Linked DNA regions of Homo sapiens: regions 1 and 2 are each linked to region 3. The links are chromatin contacts, found by Hi-C or POLR2A ChIA-PET in ENCODE. All regions are on one chromosome and are shown on one strand. The core of a region is the stretch at or near the end of the contact, and the rest is flanking DNA. Distances in the headings are between cores, read along the strand shown.

Region 1 (3,710 bases), core at 323-2,822, 590 kb after region 3:
TAAAAGTAACTAATTTCTTAAAGTCTCTTCCACTAACATACACTCTATTCTAGTTCATGGTAACGATTACTATATACAATTGCTCTTTTCTCCCCCCAGACTAAAAATCCAAGTGAATCGATATCAGTAATGTGCTCTATATAATTTTTTCATTTCTTTACAGAGGCAGATTTCACCTTAAACAGTGGATATACCAAACTAGCCACATAACCCATGTCTCTATTCACGCCATCACCCAGTTCTATTTTACTTACACGCTTCGTCACAATCTCATAACCTTATTTAGATTTTATCTGCTCCTTCCTTCTAGAATGTAAGACTCATGAGGACAGGAATTCTGTCCTGCTCACCACCATGTCCCCTGGCCAATAACAGTGAATGGTATCTAGTAGGCCTCAAGAAGTATTTGTTAAACAAAAATGAAAAGATGTGGCCGGCACGGGGAGAGTACAAATCTACATAAAACAATAAAACGAGGAACTGAAAAAAGGAAAGAAAACCACGCTGAGATGTACAAGCTGACAGGACTCAAAGCTATCATGCCAGCTCGGAGGTTTGGTGGACATTTTTCAGGGTGGACAGGTGCTTCACACCTATCTAAGCGCATAGAGCCCTTCCAGGAAGAAGAAAATCCACAGAGAGGTGTCCAGATAGCTGTGAGCAGCTCCCAGAAAAGTGGACACAATCACCACCCTAACAGAAACGTGGCCCAGGTCGGGAGAAAAAAACAATACACCATACATCTCGGCCCAGATGAAAAATTACACGAATCCCCAGCACAATCAAACCAAGCCACCACCTTCAGCCTGACACGTAAGAGCAGTCTCCTTTAGCCTGGCTGGGCAGTCGCCTGCAACCCAGCAAACCCTTCCCACGCCCAACACTTTTCCCTCGCAAAGACCACCGCCACCGCCGGTCCGAGGGGCGAGGGAACGGGGGGAACAGCCTGACGATCAGCTTTCTCCACCCCCGCCCGAGCCCAGTCCCCTTCAAAGCGCAAACGTTTCCCATTCTCGCCTGTCTCCGAGGCCCGGACCCCTGCCCCGAGCCCCTCCTGCGGTCCCTCACTCACGTGTAGATGATAGCCATGAAATGCATCAGCCACAGCACCAAGAAGAGGACGAACCCGAAGACGGCCATTCCCTCCAAGGCCAGGTCCAGCAGCGCCATCCCCCGGCCCGCCGGACCGGCCCGGCCCGCTGCGGCCGCCAACACGGACAACGCTCCCGCAGGAGGAGGACAGGGTGGGCGCCCGGTGCGGGGGCGCGGGAGGCGAGAGGAAGGTGGGGAGAGGAAAGGGCGGAGGGGGGTGGGGACGGAAGGGGCGGGCAGGGCCTGCGCGCCCCCGCCCGCGCGCTCTCGCCTGCGCGCTGTCTTCGGCGCGCTCGCGGGCGGCTGCGGGTGCTGCGGTCTCCCGGCTCTGGTCGGGGCGACCGCGGTCCCGCGCTCCGGTTCGCCTCTCCCGAGCCTCGCGGCCGCCCACCAGACCCTGCGCGCGGGCACCTCCGCCGCCTCTCCGTCTCGCCGCCGGGCTCCCGGCCGAGCAGCTCCACCGCCGCAGCTCCGCGCACTAATCAAAACCGGCGGCTCGCGCCCCACTCCTCGGCGCGTCCCGCCCCCGGAACCGCGGCGCCCGCCTCTCCCAGGGGCGGTGCCCCCATCGGTCCACGCCCACCCTGTCGCCCGCGCGCCCGCTGCGGCGCCGGCGAGAGCGCGCCGGGGAGATCGTGTCCTGCTGCCCGCAGGACGCAGGCCGGGCTTCCTCCGGCTCCTCGCTCCCGCTGCCGCCCACCTAGGCGGAAAGCGCTGCAGCCCTGGGCCGGGCTCCCTCGGTGTCGGTGGCAGCTCGGGACCCTGTGCCTGGCTGGAGGCTGCTCTCTCTCCGTCTGGCCCTGCTGTTCCTGGGTGCCCCAGAAAAAGACACGGGTTCCGGGCAGCTGCCGGAGCTTGTCTAGAAATCCAACTTCCAACGCCGCGTCTGCAGCCTCCCCGCCGGGCACTGCTACTGCTCGGAGCAGCCAGGCCCTCCAGGCCACGTTCCTGGGCGCAAGGGATGCCCATTGCCTTCCCTCTTACTGCTTTTAATGCTGTGGGATCTTGGATCAAAAGGGACCGGAGAGTAAAATAATCTCCATGCGCCTCACAGATCTCTAAGCGCCTTAGCGACCGTGTGTATTATAAAAAGAAATTCTCAAATTCAGAATTAAAGAATCAGTTGATATTGAAATTCCCTAAGACTGCCATCCAATACGGTAGCCGCATGTGGCTAAGTGAGGGTTGGAAAGGCAGCTTGCCACTCTGTGGAGTAAACAGTACACCAGATGTGGAAGACCATCTCGTTAGTAAATTTTATATTGATTGCATGTTGAAAAGGTAATATTTTGGACATACTACATTAAATTAGGTAAATTATTAAGTTAATTTCTCTTTTTAAATACTTTGGCTAGCTACTAGAAAATTTTAATTGTACGTGTGGACAGCACAGCTCTAAAATGGGAAGAAATGTCACTTTGGGTAGTAAGGTAACTAAGTATTTGTCCTAATTTTAAGTCATCCCAAGAAGATGCTAGTACTCAATGTTTGTGTTTCTTCAATCTAGATGAGTTTATACTATTTCTGCATTGTTTTATGTTTATTGTTGCAAGTGATTTCCTTTTAAATAATCCATGACCTCCCTTGAGATATTTCAGAATTGAATTCAATTTTGAAAAGAAGTTGTGGCTGGGCGCGGTGGCTCACACCTGTAGTCCCAGCACTTTGGGAGGCGGAGGCAGGTGGAGCATGAGGTCAGGAGTTCAAGACCGGCCTGGCCTAGATGGTGAAACCCCGTCTCTACTAAAAATACAAAGAATTAGCCGGGCGTGGTGGCAGGCGCCTGTAATCCCAGCTACTCCGGAGGCTGAGGCAGAGAATTGCTTAAACCTGGAGGGGCGGAGGTTGCAGTGAGCCGAGATCGCGCCACTGCACTCCAGCCTGGGCGACAGAGCGAGACTCTGTCTCGAAAAAAAATAGATGAATTTAAAAAAAAGAAAAGAAGTTGTTTATTATTGCTGTTTATGGTAGTTAATAGTCACTGAATGATCTACCTCAATCTGCAATTAAATGACAAACTACAACTAGAAGAGTTAATGTCCGAACCATTCCTCGATTAACATCCTTGGCTCCACTGGTGCAGAATCAGTGGGAAAGAACAATGCTTCAAAATCAAATTCCCACTGTTGAGAGTTACTGGCTGATAAAAATAGCAGGATGGAGGGCCAGGCGCAGTGGCTCATGCCTGTAATCCCAGCAGTTTGGGAGACTCAGGTAGGAGGATTGCTTGAGGCCAGGAGTTTGAGACCAGCCTGGGCAACATGATGAAACCCTGTCTCTACAAAAAAAAAAAAAAAAAAAAATTAGCCAGGCATGGTTATGGCACCTATAGTCCCAGCTACCGGGAAGGCTGAGGTGGTAGGATCACCTGATCCTGGGAAGTGGCGGCTGCAGTGAGCTGTGATCGCGCCACTTAACTCCAGCCTGGGTGACAGTGAGTCCCTGTCTTAAAAAAAAGTGGAATAGAATTCTAACATCGAAATAACGTTCCAAACAAAAATTTACGATTGTAGTTAATTCTAAGGCACACTTCAAAAAAACACTTTAACAAATTTTAATTTCTCTGAAATGGGAATGCATCTCACAGTCAATGCCATCTTAGAGTTAATTGGCGTTTT
Region 2 (3,731 bases), core at 1,232-3,731, 660 kb before region 3:
CTCAAACCTTAGTGTACTGGGTGTTTCTGGGACAGGTGTTTCTAGGACAGGTGTTTGTTGGGGGTCACACTTTGAGAAATCATAGGAACCATGATGGTCTCCTGTCAACCAGTAGGGACTGGTCAAGTAAATTATATGAGAGCTTCAAAATGGAAATCTAGGCGGTCACATCACAACATGATAAAGATCATGTTGAAGACTTTAAAAAATGTTGAAGAGTTTAAAAATAAGAATAGCTTTTACCCCCCACCCCCAATGGCACTAGCTCAATGTAAAAAGCTGACACAGTACCGAAAAGAAAGTAAAAAATCATTTTGAGTCTTACTACTCAGAGATCTCTCCTGTTAGGCTTTCAAAAAAAAAAAAAACATTTTGACACAGCAAAATGTTTACGCAAGATTGATATACAAAACCAAACAGGTACAAACAATACTGTGAAACTCCATTTACACCGGAGATGGCCTCATCCTCAGCAGAAGCCTCTAGCACCATCTCTGCCAGGTAGAGGTAGGGGTGACACCCATCACCCCTTCTCTGAGTCCATTTGGTAAAGCAGATGGTATGAATGGAATGTCCCTAGTGGCTAATTAATCAGTCAGGGAGTTGCCATAACTGGTTTCCTTCTATCATCCTTGGGCCTGGGCCAGTTATCTTAGGAGCCCAAAACAGCCCAGACATGTTTTGCCATAGACCTGAACACCCACAGAACAGTAAGAGTAATTTGAAAGATTTCTTTTTGTTGTGCTAGGTCTGTGCAGACCCTGGCGATACAGAGATGAATGGGACAAGTCTTTGGCCCTTAGGGAGCTACCTGTCTATGAGGGGGGACATTTAAGTGAGCAAATAATTACAACAGGTTGTAGGTCAGAGAAAGGGAGGCACAGTGGAGGCTCCCTGGGGGTGCTGGGGACCAAGCCGCCTGAGAGACACCTGCCCTGGCCAGAGAGCAGTTGGCTAGGATGGTTCTGAAGCCAGAGAAGCAGGAGATAGCTGGGAAGATGAACTGTATGGTTTGTTCAGAGCTGGAAACACCCACGGAGTCCGAAGCCCCAGAGGGACGAAGACTCACCTGTCACTCAACCCTTTCTACTTTTGCCTTTTTGCTAGAGGAAAAGATGGAAGTCAGCACACCCTGACTTGAGAGAAGCGATCTGGGCTACAGTTTTCAATTAAAGGGCTTTGTGGTCAGATAGGCAAGGGGCAGGGCCCCAATCTTGTTTTCCTACTTGGGATGAATCTTGGCCTCTGAAAGTTTAACTGATTTGTGCTTTTTTCAGGGTGGGGCTGTGGTGAAGGAGGGAGCAATCCCTGGAACTTGTTTTCTTCTATATTTCTTCATTTGGGGTTACTTACACTTTGAGAAAAGCTTCCTTATTTGTAAACAAGGGTTGGGAAGGAGATGAAGGTCCCAGTTGCTAGGCTGACTGGCTGGGGAACTTTTGCAAGTGCTTTCCATCTATTTCCCTTTTTAAAGGACGGCTGATCATTTCACTAAATGGCCTACATACACTTCCTATATCTTTTTTTTTTTGTTTTGTTTGTTTGAGGACGTCTTGTTCTGTTGCCCAGGCCGAAGGTCATGGCTCACTGCAGCCTGGAACTTCTGGGCTCAAGCAATCCTCCTCATCCTGCCTCAGCCTCCGAGTAGCTGGGATTACAGGCGCCTGCCACCACTTGTGGCTAATTTTTGTAGAGACGGGGTCTAGCTATGTTGCCCAGGCTGAGCTTCCTGTATCTTAAATTCTATGACATTCTTCATGGGATGAAGAAAATGATATGACTTCTTCAAAGACGAACGAGTCTTGCAAGCTGTCGTTCTCTCCAGCCCAGGTGAACCCTACCAAGAAAAACAGCTTGTCTGAAACGCTGTTTTCTGACTGAAAGTGTAGGGAAGCTGGAAAGTAGCTGGTTCTGTTTTATTCCCCGAAGAATCAGGCTACAAACTTGACAAGAGCAGGGCCGGGGATGTGCGCTCGGTGTGCGCGCGGGGCTGCGGGCTGAAATGCGCCGGGGGTTTCCCTTTCGTGGAAGCCTTCCTGGAATCTCCCAAGGCGCTGCTCTCCGCCCTGGGGCGCCGGCCAGAGGTCCGGGGCCGGGGGCCCCGGACCCAGCTGTCTTCAGCCACCGCGCCCCCACTCTCAAGCCGCGCCACCGCGGGCGCTCGGTAACTGCTCGCCTAGCCGGACTGCCTCCCAGCAGGAGGGACAAATAAAGAGGAAAACCACAGAGCCACCGCAACCTATACCTGCCGCGTCCCCCAACCCTGTTCCAGCTGTTGGCAATGCTGCCAACACACCCTTCACCAGCCCCGGGCCAGCGGCAGCGAGGATTCGGGGTGCCGAGATGGCAGCTCCAGGAGACCCCGCCCCAACCGCCCACCCTCTTCACCGTAGCGCCCGGCCCTTACCGCCATGGTGAGTGCGCAGGGCGGGCGCCAGGGCCGCGTCTGCTCGCTCGGGTCTCCTCGCTCCGAGTCAGTTCAACCGCCGCCGCCGCCGCCGCCGCGATAGCTACCCTGGCCGCACGGATCACGTGGTCCGGGCGAGGCGGCGCGCGGGCGCCTGGGAGTTGTGGTCCCCACACGCGCCCTACTTCGGCGTCCTCGGGCGCGCCCCCTGGCCGAGACCCAGGCGCCTCGCCCCAGGTTCCCAAGGGCTGAGGCTTGGCGTTCCCGGAGTCGCGAGCGAGAGGGACCACCTGCTGCCCTCTGTCTTCGCCCTTCCTGTTTTGCACTTGGCTTGTCTTGGCGATTATGAGAATGTTTATTGCTCATTGTAATAAACTACCCCAAGCGTAACATATATTGAGTTGAAATGGGCAAGTCCGTGCTATGGACGCAATAGCAACACATTTGGAGTAAATTAAGTCAATTATGCCCTAGATTTTTAGTGTAGTCATTACAAGATAATTACATTTTTCTTTTTAGAAAAATATTTTCCAATCTGATAAGCCAAAAGGAATACACCCGTGTAATTTTGTTTTTCTTTGATTACTAGGGTAGTAAACTATTTTTCTTACGGGTACTTCCATTTCTGTGTATTGCCTGTTCATTTCACTGATCCAGTTTTTTGATGGGGAGTTTCTTGTAGGGTGAGGGATTTTTAATGGTTATTGATTCTTAAGCATATTTAGGAACCCTTTGCTAATCAGCCTATGAGTAAAGAGGCTCTTCAGAGAAACCTTACTAAGGACAGTATTAGCAGAGACCTTGAGCCTGGAGCTAACCTCAGTTCACATCCATACGCATCAACTATTGGCTTTGGGACCGTAGGCAAATAGCTTACATCTCTGAACCTCAGTTTTCTGGTCAGTAAAATGAAAATAATAATAAAATCTATGTCATAGGGATTAAATGAAAACATACATGTTAAATTATCATGTAACCTGGCAGTGGGAGCTTGTTCAGTAAATGGTAGAATCCTCAGGGTCACACAGCTTTTTTTCTTTTCTTTGAAACAGAGTCTCGCTCTGTCGCCCAGGCTGTAGTGCAGTGGCGCGATCTTGGCTCACTGCAACCTCCATCTCCCGTGTTCAAGCAATTCTCCTGCCTCAGGCTCCCGAGTAGCTGGGACTACAGGCGCGCACCACCATGCCTGGTTAATTTTTGTATTGTTAGTAGAGACGGGGTTTCACCATATTGGTCAGGCTGGTCTTGAAATCCTGACCTCGTAATCTGCCCGCCTCGGCCTCCCAAAGTGCTGGGATGCTGGGATTACAGACGTGAGCCATCT
Region 3 (4,127 bases), core at 1,628-4,127:
TTACCTAGGAAACGGACCAGAGCACAGGCAGAGTGCAATTTCAGTCTAGCAAAAGAATTCTCCAATCATGCTAGTAAATAAAGTCCATAAATCAACTAATCAGAAGCAAAGTCAAGAAGTATCACGTAAGAGTTAAGCTCAATGGAAACTTTTTTTAAAGGAAAAAAAGAAACCTGTGGGGCTTCCTCAGGCAACTATGTAGATCTCTTAAGTAAATATTATGAGCAGGTTTCTTTACAAACACAAACTGTCAGAAAATAAACTGTTCAAAATAAATGGCTTCTCTCCAATCTTCAGCTTCTCTATTTTTGACAGTACTTAAGAGAAAAAGCTTCTTTAGAGCCAGCCTCATACATCTGGTACCAGAATATTAATCCAAGAATGAAATCTGCATTTTCAGCAAGCAGCATGGTGTTGGTGCTGTTGTTAAACAATGCAGGATGATGATAAAAGCTGGAATGAGAGGTCACTGTCCACACCTCTCACAGCCGGACCTGCTTCCCCACCAGGCTACAAAAAAATGTCAAAAAGAAAGACTTGAAAGTCACAGATCTATTACAAAGAATAAAATTGTTACTTTTCAGCTTTCCATTTATTGCTAATGAAAACACTAGTCATTTGAGCATTCCAGTTAACATAAAGTGGCCATTTTAGGCTTCTTGTAATGATACTACATTGATAACCAATAAACAGGAAAATGCTAGAAAAGTCCATGGATTTTAAAGCCTATCAAATTTAACTGTGGACGGCTTAATGTTGTTTTAAAAAGAGAAGGTGGTAAATGTCAGCTATATTTAAAAATCCAGTTTTACACAAATTCAAATTTTCTGGAAGCAGCACTTATTTGTCAAAATAAATGAAAAAAATTTCAAACATGAAAAATGAAAAATAATTTATATGCTTTCCTCAACACCAACTTACCAGAAAGGAAATCAGCTGAAAATATGTAAGGTTCTCTGGAATGCTTCTGATCACACTAAAATATTATTGCTAATTACACAAAAAACAAAAAATTCTTATCTACCTATCAGTCAAAAAAAAAAAAACACAAAAACATAAACAAAACTAGGTGTTATCTTTCAGCCAGCCCACATAAAGACTACATTGATGATCTCAGAAAACAGGCACAACTACAACTTTGCCAAAACAATTCTCAGTACAGGCCACACTCGATGCTTAGCTACACAGTGACTCTTTGTTAAATCTTATCACTACCACTGACAGCCTTGTAAATATATAAACAAGCAATTCAATCGTTAGCTTATCTTTTTTAAATATTTTAAAGAGCTAAGGAAGAGTACGTATATCTAAGTGCTGAAATTCTGAGAGTGGTCTAGAACTCCATTCCTGGATTCACGATAAAGCCTGATCAAATTTCAATACCTCTTCTCTTTGGGCTATTACTAGGAATGGAGAGGGACAAGGAACGCTAGTCAAGGGCCTACCAGAGCCACATACTGAGCTGTGCTTCTGTGCAGAATTTAAATTCATTTACCTAATGCAGACTGGAAGTCAAAGCAGAAACTAGTAAAATTTTATCAACTAAAAAGGATTGGCTTGATCACTGCTAGGTTTTAAGTAATGTGTGTACAAATCTACGCTCCAGGCATTTACAAAATTAGGCATGCAATAATATTAATCTGTTTAACTGGGACAAGAATCTAGATAAATTTTTCTCCTAGAAAAAAGCACTATTTTAAGCATACTAAACTTTTTATAATGACAAAAATCAGTTTGTCTTTAAAAAAGTGCATTAAATTGTACACTGTTTACTAATTTTCAAACCTTAATGAAAATTTAAATACATAATTTTCCACGTTTTTCCTTCAAGTTTAGATGATAATGCTTTTTGTTTTTTTAGGAAAACCTCTATTTTTTACATATGACTGTCCATATAATTGTATGCATGGCCCCCAAAACTGCTTCTTCGTTTTTTTAATCTCCTGGGTAACTGTCAGACTTAACTTTGTCAATATAAATTCTCACAGGGTGGGCAAAAAAGAGTTTCCAGAACGGAGCAGTAGATTGAGATTGATACAGGCATAAATCCATACCTGCGTATTAAAAATCTGAATCTGTAAAATTAATTTTCTGGGTGCTTATTCAACCTCATTTATTATTTGAGTATCTACAATACACAGCAACCGTTCATGAAGAAACTTAGCTAGCTAATCAAATAAGACAATTCAGAAACATCACCCTACAGTATTTTTCAAAACACTGTATCCATATCCATGCACAACCCAATCGTTGGGTTATATACGTGGAATAAAATAGTAAAGGCACAATCCTAGAGGGGAAACTCAATTCTGACATTCATGGTCTCATGGGTAGGGAAAGATCTCATATCTTAAATCAGCAGAAATAAAGGCTTCAGCCTGAAGGGAAAGCTAGATCATTGTTTATTGCACTCCAATTTAACCTCCACCATGGAAGCTGTCACTACCTGACTGGCTTGTTAGCTGTTTATTTCGTCGGGAGAGGATTCCGTCTTGCGAATCCTAACGAGTTCGGGAAAAAACAAAACTTTACTCCTAAACTTCAAAACACACACACACACACACACACACACACGCACACACACTAAATACATATAATTGTAAAAATCACAGCCACGTTCATTTTTTTTAAAGTCCCAATCTAAAACCTTAAAGAAAAAAAAAGACTTGAAGGAACCAAAAACATTCTTTGATTTTGGTTTGACGTTGTTCAGTCCAACCTCCTCCTACCCAGGGGAATACATTTCTCGATATATTTGATAACAAACACAAATCACTGTGCGCAGCCTCAGATGGGGGTGGGGGGGCGGAAGAGCCTTTTGGAGAAAGCCCTCCTCCGTTAGAAACAATAAATAAGGGAGCGAAGCCATGCACGTTCCTTCACACACGCCCCAAACGCACCTCGGCGAGCCACCCGAGGAGGAAAACTAGTGGGGCAGAGCCCTGAACCACCTCTCTTTCTCCATAAGCATCTCAAGACTTGGAAACTAAGAGGACAGACCTTTTCCTCCTCCTTCCCGCCCTCCTTCCCACCTCCGACAGACCCAAGAGCAGGAGCGGGGGCGCCAGCCCCACGCACTGCGCCTGCAGCCGCCGCTGAGACCCGAGCTGCCGGGCGGCGGGGCGGCCCGGGGCAGGCGGACCGGAGCCGCCACCGGGGGTCTCTGCGCCTCGCACCCCCAAGCCCGGCGCTGCCGACGAGCGGCCGCCCGGGTCCCTGCCCTCGCTCCGGCCTCGCTCCCCCGAGAGGAGACAAAAGGAAGGTTCAGCCGGGTCACCGCGCGGCCGCTGACGGGGAAGCAGAGTCGACCCCGGCGCGGCCGCCCCCCACACAAAGGGGCTCCCCGCCTGGGTCGCGGCGTCGGCGCACTCGTCCCCGCCCCGCGCGCGGGCTCTCACCCACCTGCAGGTGTCTGTGCGTCTGTCCATAGGAACGCGGTCGGCGCGGGGGGGCCTGCGAGAGCCGGGCAGCCCGGGCTGGACGGGACGGGCCGAAGGGGCGCGAGGGCGGGAGGAGAGCGGCCAGAGGGCCGGGCACCAAAGGTAAGTGGAGCGGGGAAGGCGCCCGGCGGGCGGCGGACCGAGGAGCGGGGCGGGGGGCGGGGGCGCCAGCCTGGCTCGGCCGACCGCCGCGCGCCGCTCCGTGCGCCCCGAGCTCCGCGCGCCCGGCTCGGAGCGCGGCGGGCGGGCAGGGGGCGGGGCGCGGGCGGGCCGGGGCGGGGCCGGCGAGCGGGGCGGGGGCTCGGACCCCGGGCTCCAGCCGGCACCGGAAACGCGCCGTGGTCGGCGAGACCCACAGGAAGTGTGTAACGACACCTCCTACGGCACGCACCGAGCTCGCAGTCGTTGCTGCCCCGAGGAGGTGTAGATCGAGCCTCCTGCCGCACACACGTTCGCACGCGGCGGCCGGCGCGCTGGACCGAGAGGTTGGAGCAATCCATCCTCCGCGCGCACGAGCTCAGTCCCTACTGCCCCGACAGGTGTGGAACCCGCCGTCCCCGCTATGGTCCGAGGAAGTGTACAGCACTGCTCCCTACTACACGTCCTGGGCCCGCGGTCCCCGATGCCCCCCGGAGCTCTGTGCACCTCCACTGAAACGCAAGGAGCAGACAGAACCTACACCATCCG

The links. A loop is a pair of places that touch in the nucleus more often than their neighbours do. ChIA-PET counts read pairs that join two places held with the same protein, here RNA polymerase II (POLR2A). Pooled maps may share reads with other maps.
Region 1: a map of CD8-positive, alpha-beta T cell shows a loop between it and region 3 (11-fold over the local background). The contact joins the promoter of UGCG here to the promoter of HSDL2-AS1 in region 3. A Hi-C loop is called at or near these places in 7 of 168 maps with a recorded cell type or tissue (B cell, CD8-positive, alpha-beta T cell, ascending aorta and 2 more), 3 of 37 single-sample maps with no recorded cell type and 21 of 50 pooled maps. POLR2A ChIA-PET finds 5 or more read pairs at or near these places in 4 of 52 experiments (CD4-positive, alpha-beta T cell, K562, MCF 10A and 1 more).
Region 2: a loop to region 3 is called in a map of CD8-positive, alpha-beta T cell, with 10 times the contacts of the local background. The contact joins the promoter of SLC31A2 here to the promoter of HSDL2-AS1 in region 3. A Hi-C loop is called at or near these places in 1 of 168 maps with a recorded cell type or tissue (CD8-positive, alpha-beta T cell) and 10 of 50 pooled maps. POLR2A ChIA-PET finds 5 or more read pairs at or near these places in 1 of 52 experiments (PC-9).

What each region holds. Positions count from the first base shown.
Region 1 is chr9:111,894,676-111,898,385 of GRCh38, reverse strand. It overlaps UGCG (UDP-glucose ceramide glucosyltransferase), which reads right to left and starts at 1,572. Exons shown (of 9, transcript NM_003358.3): 1 at 1,073-1,572. The coding sequence starts at 1,170. RefSeq lists silencers at 1,128-1,217, 1,328-1,917 and an enhancer at 1,538-2,121.
Region 2 is chr9:113,149,757-113,153,487 of GRCh38, reverse strand. SLC31A2 (solute carrier family 31 member 2) reads right to left here and starts at 2,481. Exons shown (of 4, transcript NM_001860.3): 1 at 2,408-2,481. The coding sequence starts at 2,413.
Region 3 is chr9:112,486,394-112,490,520 of GRCh38, reverse strand. It overlaps HSDL2-AS1 (HSDL2 antisense RNA 1), which reads left to right and starts at 2,877. Exons shown (of 5, transcript NR_171779.1): 1 at 2,877-3,542; 2 at 3,980-4,127. KIAA1958 reads right to left here and starts at 3,694. Exons shown (of 4, transcript NM_133465.4): 1 at 3,403-3,694. RefSeq lists silencers at 3,096-3,585, 3,666-3,725.